2 separate regions of the Homo sapiens genome follow, and region 1 is linked to region 2. Evidence: chromatin contacts called from ENCODE Hi-C or POLR2A ChIA-PET data. All regions are on one chromosome and are shown on one strand. Each heading gives the region's core, a stretch centred on a gene start or an enhancer-like site at or near the end of the contact. The rest is flanking DNA. Distances are from core to core; before and after follow the strand shown. Region 1 overlaps CD6 (CD6 molecule). Region 2 holds the start of SLC15A3 (solute carrier family 15 member 3).

Region 1 (5,021 bases), core at 1,551-4,050, 43 kb before region 2:
TTCAAATGGCCAGAGTAAGTGAGATATGTGATTCTCCTTTTTCAATTGTAACTAGTATGAAATCTAAATACAGATTGAATGTTTCTGGTGAAACTTGAGTGTCCAAATTGAGACATGCTTTAAGTGTGAAGTACAGGTTGTGTGTCAAAGACTTGGTAAGAATAAAGAATGTAAAGTATCTTATTAAGAATTTTTTTATTGATGTGTAGAAATGATATTTTGGATATATTCAGTTAAATAACATATATTATTAAAGAAATTTCATCTGTTTCTTTTTACTTTTTTGAAAAAATGCAGCTGCTAAAAATTTATTTATTTATTATTTTTATTTTATTTTATTTTATTTTTTTTTTTTTTGAGACGGAGTCTCGCCCTATCACCCAGGCTGGAGGGCAGTGGTATGATCTTGGGCTCACCGCAACCTCCATCTCCCAGGTTCAAGCGATTCTCCTGCCTCAGCGCCCTGAGTAGCTGGGACTATAGGCACGCACCACCATGCCTGGCTACTTTTTTTATACTTTTAGTAGAGATGGGGTTTCACCACGTTGGCCAGGCTGGTCTTGAACTTCTGACCTCAGGTGATCCACCTGCTTTGGCCTCCCAAAGTGCTGGGATTACAGGCATGAGCCACCATGCCCAGCCAAAAATTTAAAATTATAAATGTGACTCACATATTGACATCAGACAGTGCTGTATGGGGGGAAGGTACCTATGTACCTTACAAGGCCTTGAGTTCAAAGGCTTGGGCTGGAGTCCAGCTCTGTTCCTTATTAGTGGAGTGACCTTTGGCCAGTCACTTTGCCAGTCTGAGCCTTAGACTGTCATCCATGAACTGGAGTTAATAATGCTTCTCTCAGAAGGCTTTTTGTCAGCAAGTATTTTGTCAGAAATATTGCAAAATCTGCGGCCCAAAGGAAGAGTATCCCCAAGGCCCACGGGGAGGTCAGGCTCCCAGTGCAGCGCAGTGATCTCCCGGATAGTCCAGCTGCTGCTCTGGAGCACTGCCAGGACAGGGCAGGGTGTGCCTCTCTGCAAGACTGGCACCAGGCCCTTGTGACTAGTGTCCCCGAACCTTGGGAGAGGCGTGCTCCCTGCTAACCTGCAGACCACCGTGCATCTTGTGTATGAAGACTGGCCTTTTGTCCCGAGCAGTGATGACAAATGCTACGTGAACCCTGGTGGGCCCGCCTCCCGAGGCCCTGGCTCAGACTCCAGGTATTCAAGTGGAGCAGGACTGGTTCAGGGAGCTGTCCGGAAACACTCACCTGCCCCTTGCCCAGTGGCCGGGAAGCTGGACTGGGATTCCTGGTTTGCAGGTTTGGGAAGCAGCCAGATGGACTCCTAGTTTTCTACTCCCAACCCACACTGATGGGAGCAGCTACTTATCTCGGGCATCTGGGGTCCAGAGTGCAGGGGGATAAGGGAAGGATGTTGTGATGCTTCCCACTGCTCTGATAGGGAAAGGGGAGGCCCCAAGGCACGTCGAGCACCCGTCACAAATCTGGCACAGCTCAGCAGTAATGGCTGACATTTATTCAGTATGATTTAATTGTCAAAGCAAGACCACGAGATGGGGAAACTGAGGCACAGAGCGGTTTAGTATCTTGCCTAAGATTACACGGCTAGAAAATGGCCAAGCTGGGAATTGAACCCAGGCTGTCTGCTTGCAGAGGCCACATTCGTAACCACACCACTCCCCCGGGTTGGAATCCAACATCCTGATTTCTGCTTTGGTGATCATGCCAAGGGCGAGAGGCAGGAAGTTTTGACAACCCTGGAGGCTTTCCAAACTCCTTTCTCCTCTGCAAGTGTCAACCAGCACTGAGTTTAGAAATGATAACCCACCCTTCCCCCGCAATGGTGACACAACTCAGAACCCAAGATCCAGGGACTCATTTCCCAAAAGATCCCAGACTCCAAAGATAAGCAACAACTAGGAAACCTTCCTTCTCCGGGGCAGGGGGTCCTGGGTGGCATGTGTCATCCCACAGACCTCACAGCAGGGAAAAGATGAGACTTAATAGTCTCACCTCGCACTGCCCCCACCCCTTCCCCACTTGCTCTCAAATATGGGGCTCACTCCAGCACTGTCTAGGGCCTGAGGATGCATCGGCCAATTGGAAGAGGAGGGCCAATGAATTTAGGGGAGGAAGCTCTGAGTGAGAGGGTGCTGGAACTGTCCTAACTATTTTCTTTTTAGAAATGCCCTTGGTATTGTTAATGGTGAGCAATTAATAAAACAACTAGAAAGAAGGGAACGCCTGTAATTCCATTAAAATTAGAAAGATGCGGGCTGGGCCTGGTGGCTCACATCTGTAATCCCAGCACTTTGAGAGGCTGAGGTGGGTGGACTAGCTGAGGTCGGGAGTTCGAGATCAGCCTGGCCAACATGGCGAAATCCAGCCTCTACTAAAAATACAAAAATTAGCTGGATGTGGTAGTGCATGCCTGTAGTCCCAGCTACTCAGGAGGCTGAGGTAGGAGAATCGCTTGAATCCGGGAGGGGGAGGTTGCAGTGTGCTGAGATTGCAGCACTGCATTCTAGGCTGGGTGACAGAGCAAGACTTCATTTCAAAAAAGAAAAGAAAGAAAGAAAAAGAAAAAAAAAAAGACGCATGCGCTGGCTCATACAAGTAATATAATTCAATTGGGAGGGGATAAATGTGTTCAACCTTTGAGGGGACTTGGACTTGAAGAGCCTGTGACACCCGGTTGGGCTGAGTTTACTTTGTCAAGAAACTGAAGCTGTCACAGGCTCAGTCACACAGTGCTGTCCTAGCCTGCAGAGGTGACTGGCTGCTGTGACTAGACCAGCTTATACCCACTTGGCTCTCCAAGGCCAGGAAGGCTAGAGTGACTTCTCTCCCCTGGCGCCCAGAGGAAAGTCAGCAGTTTGGTGCTTTGGTATTATTTTACATGTACACTTATCTCCCGAATACCTGTCCCAGTTCCTAGCACGTGGAACAAGTTCAGCAAGTGTTAATGAAACGGAACATAGATCGGTAATAAACTCATTTCTCAGCTTTCAGGAGAACTTGGCTCATGTGCTTTCATTTTCTTGAGAGAGAAAGAGAAAGAGAGTGAGTATTATTTGGTATTATGTTACAGGATTTTGGTTTGTTTTCACACTCCCCAGTTATACCACAGCAGGGCTTGGGGACACAAATAAAACAATTTACTCAATTGACAGAGACGGATGGAAGTTAAGGCTCAAAGAGTCCCAGTCCCAGAGGACTGCAGTCACTCAGGTCAAAGAAATTCAGCTTTTTTTTTTTTTTGGCGGGGGTGTTGGGGAGGGGATGAGTCTCACTCTGTTGCCCAGGCTGGACTGCAGTGGCACGATCTCGGCTTACTGCAACCTCCGCCTCCCAGGTTCAAGCAATTCTCCTGCCTCAGCCTCCTGAGTAGCTGGGACTACAGGTGTGTGCCACCACGCCTGGCTAATTTTTTGTATTTTACTAGAGACAGGGTTTCACCGTGTTGCCCAGGCTGGTCGCAAACTCCTAAGCTCAAGCAATCCCCCTGCCTCAGCCTCCCAAAGTGCTGGGATTACAGGCATGAGCCACCGCGCCCGGCCAGAAATTCAGCCTTTTTACCTTTCTTTTGCCCCTATGTCACAGGACAGATGATGTTCACCTGTGTGATACCTTCCATGCATGCCCAGGTTTCATCTCCCCTCCTCTCTGTCACCAAATCCAAGGGGAAGTAAAAGACAACGTTTCCTACTCGCCTCTGTAAAAAACTTAAAAGATAAGATCAACATGACTTAACAGGCTTTGAGGTACGTTCAATTGCTGGGACTCCCCCTCCTCTCCCAAGAAAGTGAGAGGGCGTGAGCCATGTTCTCCTGAAAGCTGAGAAATGAGTCTGTTGCCAGCCTGCATTCAGTTCCATGAACATCTGCTGAACTTGTTGCATATGCTGGGAACTGGGGCAGGTATGATATGAGGGAGATGAGTGTGAGCGGGATGATCGAGGGAGCAGGAGATCCCAGGCACCAATTCATCTGGGAAACAGCCTCCATTCTCGGGAAATTCGTCTTTCATGACTTAGACAGGGACTCTGGGGACAGATAGAACAGTGATCTAAACCCATCTCTGCTGATTACTGGCTGTGTGACCTAGGGAAAGTCACTGAGCCCAGCTAGGTTTCATCTTTAACCTGGCACTGGGCATGATAAATGAGCCAAACAGAAGAAGAGTGCACGGGTGGGTGATCTTCGTAAAACGCTTAGGACGCGGTATATGGTAGCTGTGGTTGTTATTATCCTCCAACCTGAGGCTTTCATCCCTTTTCTCTCGTTTGGCCCTTGGTAGCTATGGGACGGCAGCTGGCTATTGATTCTACATTCCATACCAGGCAGAAAGATGACTCTGACAGCTCCTTAGCCTTCTTTTCTGCAAGGGGGTGATTCTGGTTCTCTGAAGGCTGCATTCTCTCCTCCTCACTCCTCGCCTTTCTTGTGAACCTTATCTGAGCTGCTGCAGACTCTCAACTTGGCTGCACCCTTCCCCGGCTCTGCAAACATCCAGTGTTCCTAGGGAGGAGATGTGGGCTGTAGTTGCTGTGGTAACAGGAGTTCCTCTAAAAGAAAAGTCTCCTGGGGTCCTGGCTCCAAGGCTGGCTCAGGCTCCCGTGCCAGACCGTGCCTTCTTTCCAGCTACCAGGTGGTAAAATGAGAAGGTCCCATGGAGGGTTGCAAGCAGCTCAGTAAAATCCCAAGGGATAAGAGTAGGGATTTGGCTCCAAGAGAGCACAGCAGGCCAGAAACACTGGCATGTCACCAGCCCCATCTTCTTGATCCCCCGCCAGACTTTAGACCACTGAGAGGAGGAGAAGAATATTCAGGTGCTTCTTTTATTTATTTATTTATTTTAATTTTAATTTTTTTATTTTTTTTTATTTTTGGAGACGGAGTCTCACACTGTCGCCGAGGCTGGAGTGTAGTGGCACGATCTTGGTTCACTGCAACCTCTGCCTCCCAAGTTCTAGTGATTCTCCTGCCTCAGTCTCCCTAATAG
Region 2 (5,040 bases), core at 217-2,716:
GACCAACATGGTGAAATCCCATCTCTACTGAAAATACAAAAATTAGCCAGGCGTGATGGCACGCGCTTGTAATCCCAGCTACTCAGAAGGCTGAGGCAGGAGAATTGCTTGAACTCAGGAAGTGGAGGTTGCAGTGAGCCGAGATTGTGCCACTGCATGGCAGCCTGGGCGACAGAGTGAGACTTCGTCTCAAAACAAACATACAAACAAACAACAACAACAAAAAATCCCTCGCTTTTTTGCTGGTATCTATAGTGCTTTTTTTGCTGGTATCTATAGCTTTTGTGAGACTCAGTTTATTTAGCTTTAGCTTTCCTGATATTATTATTCTTACAAATTTTGCCTTGGGACACTCTTTCCATTCATTGATTCAGGCAATACTTATTGAGCACCTACTATTTGCCAAGCACTGGGAAGCCATTGAGAATAAAACAGTGAAGAGTTAGAAAAGGTCTCTGATCTGATGGAGGGCCTATTCTACTGGTGCTAACTGAACAAGTAATATGTGCTCTGAAGACATTAAAACAAGACAATGTGATGGGGGATGCTGAGAATCCAGTAGGAAACTACTTAGATGGGAAAATCAGGGAAGGTCCCTACAAAGGAGACATATATGCTGAAACCTCAATAAAGAGAAGCAGCCAGCCATGCAAGGATATGGAGGGAGAGCAGTTATGGCAGAGGGGTCAGCAAAGACAAAGGCCCTGAGGCAGGGAGGAGCTTAGCATGGAAGGGGAACCTGGGAGGCCGGCTGGCTGGACTTGAGTGAACATGGGGCTGAGATGAGATCAGAGGAGAGCAGAGGCCAGATCCCCCGGGCTCCTAGGTCAGGGTGGGGCTGGTGCTTAGGAGTTCTGAGGCTGACTCTGATTTAGTCTGAGGTCGGTGTCCCTCTCAATCCCGACTCACTTGTGGTCCTCTATGGCCCGCAGGCTTGTTGAAAGTGCCCCACTTCCTTCCTCACAGCAGCCTCTGTGCAATCCGAATTGCGCTGTGAATTTCCCTGCCACTCAGGAGCCCGGGGCAGGGCTTCACCCCTAGTTCAGTTACCAGGAACCAATCTTTCTCCACCTTCCTGCCCTAGCCCCACTGGGTCTGTCTCTGCATCTGTGAAATGGCTGAGTGTGACCAAATGATGCAGGTAGCCTTTCCACTTCTTTCTACCCGTGGCGCCTCGGGTGGAGGCGTGGAGTTTGATTGGAAGAGGGTAAAGCAAAAGTGGAATCCTGGCGAGAAATGAAACTGAAAGAAAAAATTCCTCCTGGAATTTTTTGGCTCTAAGGAGGCCAGCAGCGGGGGTTTGGGGTAGGAGGCAGAGGTAGAGAAGGAGGGAGGTTTTTAGAAAGCTGACCGGGCAGGAGCCCTGTGACCCAGGCTTTCACTTCTCCTAAACACCCAGTAGCGCCATGTGATGCAGGCAGGGGACTGCGGATAGGGCCTGTGAAAGGGGAAGCGAGGGGAGCCCAGAGTTTCTCAAGAAGCCGAGAGAGGGACAGAGGCTGAGCCTGGGGGGAGGGCTGCAGGGGACTGAGAGGGGAGTGTAGGCAGTGGGGGTGAGGGGGACAGGGAGGAGGTGGAGAAGACGGCAAGGGGCAGCAGGGTGACTGGGGCAGAGGGAGCCCCCACCCCACGCCCAGGGCAGGCCAGGAGTCATAAGGAGAGGGGACAACAGGAAGGGGCGACAAACGGGGAGGGGAAAGGGAGGCGGAGGGGCAGCGAAGTGAAGCAGGGAGGGTCGCAGTGTGAACAAGAGTGCGAGGAAGGGTCAAGGTGGAGGGAGGAGAGGGGAGAGTTAGGGAGAAACAGCTGCAGGAGAGGCGCGGGGAGGAAGCCTTAGGGGTGGGGGAAGGGAGAGGGGAGTTGAGAATTAGGGAGGAGGTGGTAGAGTCCGGGTAGTGAGCGGAGGGACAGGAAGGGTAGGGCAAGAAAGGGAGAGGGGACAGGAGGGAAGGGTGGGCCAAAGCGGTGAGAAAGGAGGGCCAGCCAGTTGGGTGGGGGAGAGGGCCGAGGCCCGGGGGCAGGAGTGCAGGGCTCTGAGGCGGGGAGAGGAGAGGAGAGAAGAGCCGCGGGGGGCCCAGCCCGGAGCCAGGATGCCCGCGCCGCGCGCCCGGGAGCAGCCCCGCGTGCCCGGGGAGCGCCAGCCGCTGCTGCCTCGCGGTGCGCGGGGCCCTCGACGGTGGCGGCGGGCGGCGGGCGCGGCCGTGCTGCTGGTGGAGATGCTGGAGCGCGCCGCCTTCTTCGGCGTCACCGCCAACCTCGTGCTGTACCTCAACAGCACCAACTTCAACTGGACCGGCGAGCAGGCGACGCGCGCCGCGCTGGTATTCCTGGGCGCCTCCTACCTGCTGGCGCCCGTGGGCGGCTGGCTGGCCGACGTGTACCTGGGCCGCTACCGCGCGGTCGCGCTCAGCCTGCTGCTCTACCTGGCCGCCTCGGGCCTGCTGCCCGCCACCGCCTTCCCCGACGGCCGCAGCTCCTTCTGCGGAGAGATGCCCGCGTCGCCGCTGGGACCTGCCTGCCCCTCGGCCGGCTGCCCGCGCTCCTCGCCCAGCCCCTACTGCGCGCCCGTCCTCTACGCGGGCCTGCTGCTACTCGGCCTGGCCGCCAGCTCCGTCCGGAGCAACCTCACCTCCTTCGGTGCCGACCAGGTGAGTGGCAGGAGGCCTGCCCCGGCATACTCCGGCGGGTGTGGAGGGAAGGAGGGCTGGCCCCCAGCGTGACCTGGGACAAACCAGGTCCCCTGCCTGCACTAGTTTCCTGATTTGAAAGAAGAGGGGGGCTAGCCCTTGCAAAACCGATGGCAACCGCAGTGGGAATAACCATGGTTGTTTTTTTGTTTGTTTTATTTTTTGAGACGGAGTTTCACTCTGTCGCCCAGGCTGCAGTGCAATGGCGCGATCTCAGCGCACTGCAACCTCAGCCTCCCGGGTTCAAGCGATTATCCCTCCTTAGCCTCCAGAGTAGCTGGGATTACAGGGGCCTGCCACCACGCCCAACTAATTTTTGTAATTTTTTTTTTTTTTTAAGTAGAGGTGGGGTTTCACCATGTTGGTCTTGAACTCCTGACCTCAGGTGATCCACCTGCCTAGGCCTCCCAAAGTGCTGGGATTACAGGCATGAGCCACCACGCCAGGCAGGTTGGTCTTTTTTGAGCTACTTGCAGGCCCTATGCTAAGCACTTTCACTGTTTAACTGATTTAATACTCTTCACCACCCAGGAAGTAGGAATTATTATGCCCATTTTACAGAGAAAGACACTGAGAGGTTTCATGGCATTAATCAACTTGCCCAAGGTGACATGGAGGGTCGAGGAGCCGAGTAAAGGCAGCTGGACTCCAGGTCCCACCATGAACCTCCTCTCTGTGTGTTATGGGGATGTGCGGGCAGGGCAGGAGCAAGCCAGCTTCTTCCTACCAGCAGTGCTAGAGGCTGTCAGGCCGACTTGCTCAGATCCCAGCTCTGCCTTTCACTAGCTGGAGCCACATGGGCAAGAACTCATTTATATCCTGAATGGGCTGCCTGGTCTTCTCCCTTAGCTCAACCTCTGAGCCTTTCTCCGTTCCCCCTTGAACAGAGCATGGCACGTAGAAGAAATTTAATAAGTATTTGCTAAATGAATGAGTAAATGCCCAACAACACGGCTATATTTTGATAGCTGTTCCCAGTGGGATATTAGACAATAATTTAGACTAAAATGTAATATTATTAAAATAACCACATATGGTGTAAATGAGCAAAAGCAGGAGGCAGGACTGCATACAGATAGGACTGCAGCCATGTGGAAAGACGAGGTGTCAACGAAAGGAAACTGGAAAAAGATTGTCACAGTGGTATGATCAGGCCACTGGACTAATTGCACTTTCTTCTTGTCTCAGTTTATCAAATGTTCTTTGATTGCACATATTATACTCATAAAGGGGACATTTTTCAAAAGGATCGTTTCATCCAATTGGCACCCACAATTCAGCACCTAGCAGTTTCCAGTGTCCTTGACAAGGAGTCACTTGTCCAGCTTGTTTAGGATCCTTTGATGATGACTTCATGCCCCCAGGCCAGCCCTGGCCATCTCTTTTCTTTCTTTCTTTCTTTCTTTCTTTCTTTCTTTCTTTCTTTCTTTCTTTCTTTCTTTCTTTCTTTCCTTCTTTCTTTCTTTCTTCCTTTCTTTCTCTTTCTCTCTCTCTCTTTCTTTCTCTTTCTTTCTTTCTTTCTTTCTTTCCTTCTTTCTTTCTTTCTTCCTTTCTTTCTCTTTCTCTCTCTCTCTTTCTTTCTCTTTCTTTCCTTCTTTCCTTTCTTTCTTCCTTTCTTTTGACGGAGTCTCGCTCTGTTGCCTACGCTGGAGTGCAGAGGTGCGATCTCAGATCACTGCAACCTCCACCTCCCGGGCTCAAGCAATTCTCCCTGCCTCAGCCTCCCAAGTAGCTGGGATTATAGGTGCCCGCTACCACGCTGGCTAGTTTTTGTATTTTTTTAGGAGAGATGTGGTTTCGCCATGTTGGCCAGGCTGGTCTTGACTCCTGACCTCAGGTGATCCACCTGCCTCAGCCTCCCAAAGTGCTGGGATTACAGGCGTGAGCCACTGCGACCGGCCAGCCCTGACCGTTTCTTACTTCTTGTTGACATTCTTTCTGACCTAGAGACCCCCAATATTTGTCAATGGGAATCTCTCATCTTCCTTTAATCCTATTATTTCATTGACATCCCACTAGCACCCCCAACCCAGTACCCTTAACCTGTGTCATTGACCCTATTGACCTCCAGAGAGCCTCACCCATCTAGTACCCCCTGTGGCAAAACTGATCTTCTGGAGGCCAGGCCACTGAGCAGAGCCTCCCGTGGCATCAACAGGGCCAGAAGCTCCTGTACGTTCTCCCCTTGGCTGGGCACGAACTTTGGGTGGAGCAAAGGCAGGCCACAAGGCCTCATGAAGTCGGGACCTGATCCCTAGGACAGTGCAGAAACACCAAAATGATTTGAGGCAGGAATGGACATCACTGGATTTGAGCTCTTCAAAAATGGCTCCGGCTGCAGTGTAGATAGCAT

Evidence for each region. A loop is a pair of places that touch in the nucleus more often than their neighbours do. ChIA-PET counts read pairs that join two places held with the same protein, here RNA polymerase II (POLR2A). Pooled maps may share reads with other maps.
Region 1: a loop to region 2 is called in a pooled map, with 8 times the contacts of the local background. The contact joins the enhancer-like site here to the promoter of SLC15A3 in region 2. A Hi-C loop is called at or near these places in 1 of 168 maps with a recorded cell type or tissue (head of caudate nucleus), 1 of 37 single-sample maps with no recorded cell type and 5 of 50 pooled maps. POLR2A ChIA-PET finds 5 or more read pairs at or near these places in 7 of 52 experiments (CD8-positive, alpha-beta T cell, GM12878, OCI-LY7 and 4 more).

The regions. Positions count from the first base shown.
Region 1 is chr11:60,992,715-60,997,735 of GRCh38, reverse strand. The region is part of intron 1 of CD6 (CD6 molecule); the gene reads right to left. It also overlaps the pseudogene TRA-TGC10-1. Among named protein-coding and RNA genes, the nearest start is that of CD6, 24 kb to the right of the region's middle. Within about 2 kb of position 2,800, at least 3 of the 41 ENCODE cell types and tissues checked have a DNase peak (open chromatin) inside an H3K27ac peak, as active enhancers do; they include CD8-positive, alpha-beta T cell, where a contact is called at or near this core.
Region 2 is chr11:60,948,602-60,953,641 of GRCh38, reverse strand. SLC15A3 (solute carrier family 15 member 3) reads left to right here and starts at 1,466. Exons shown (of 8, transcript NM_016582.3): 1 at 1,466-2,648. The coding sequence starts at 2,091. RefSeq lists an enhancer at 1,154-1,293 and silencers at 1,474-1,703, 2,024-2,183.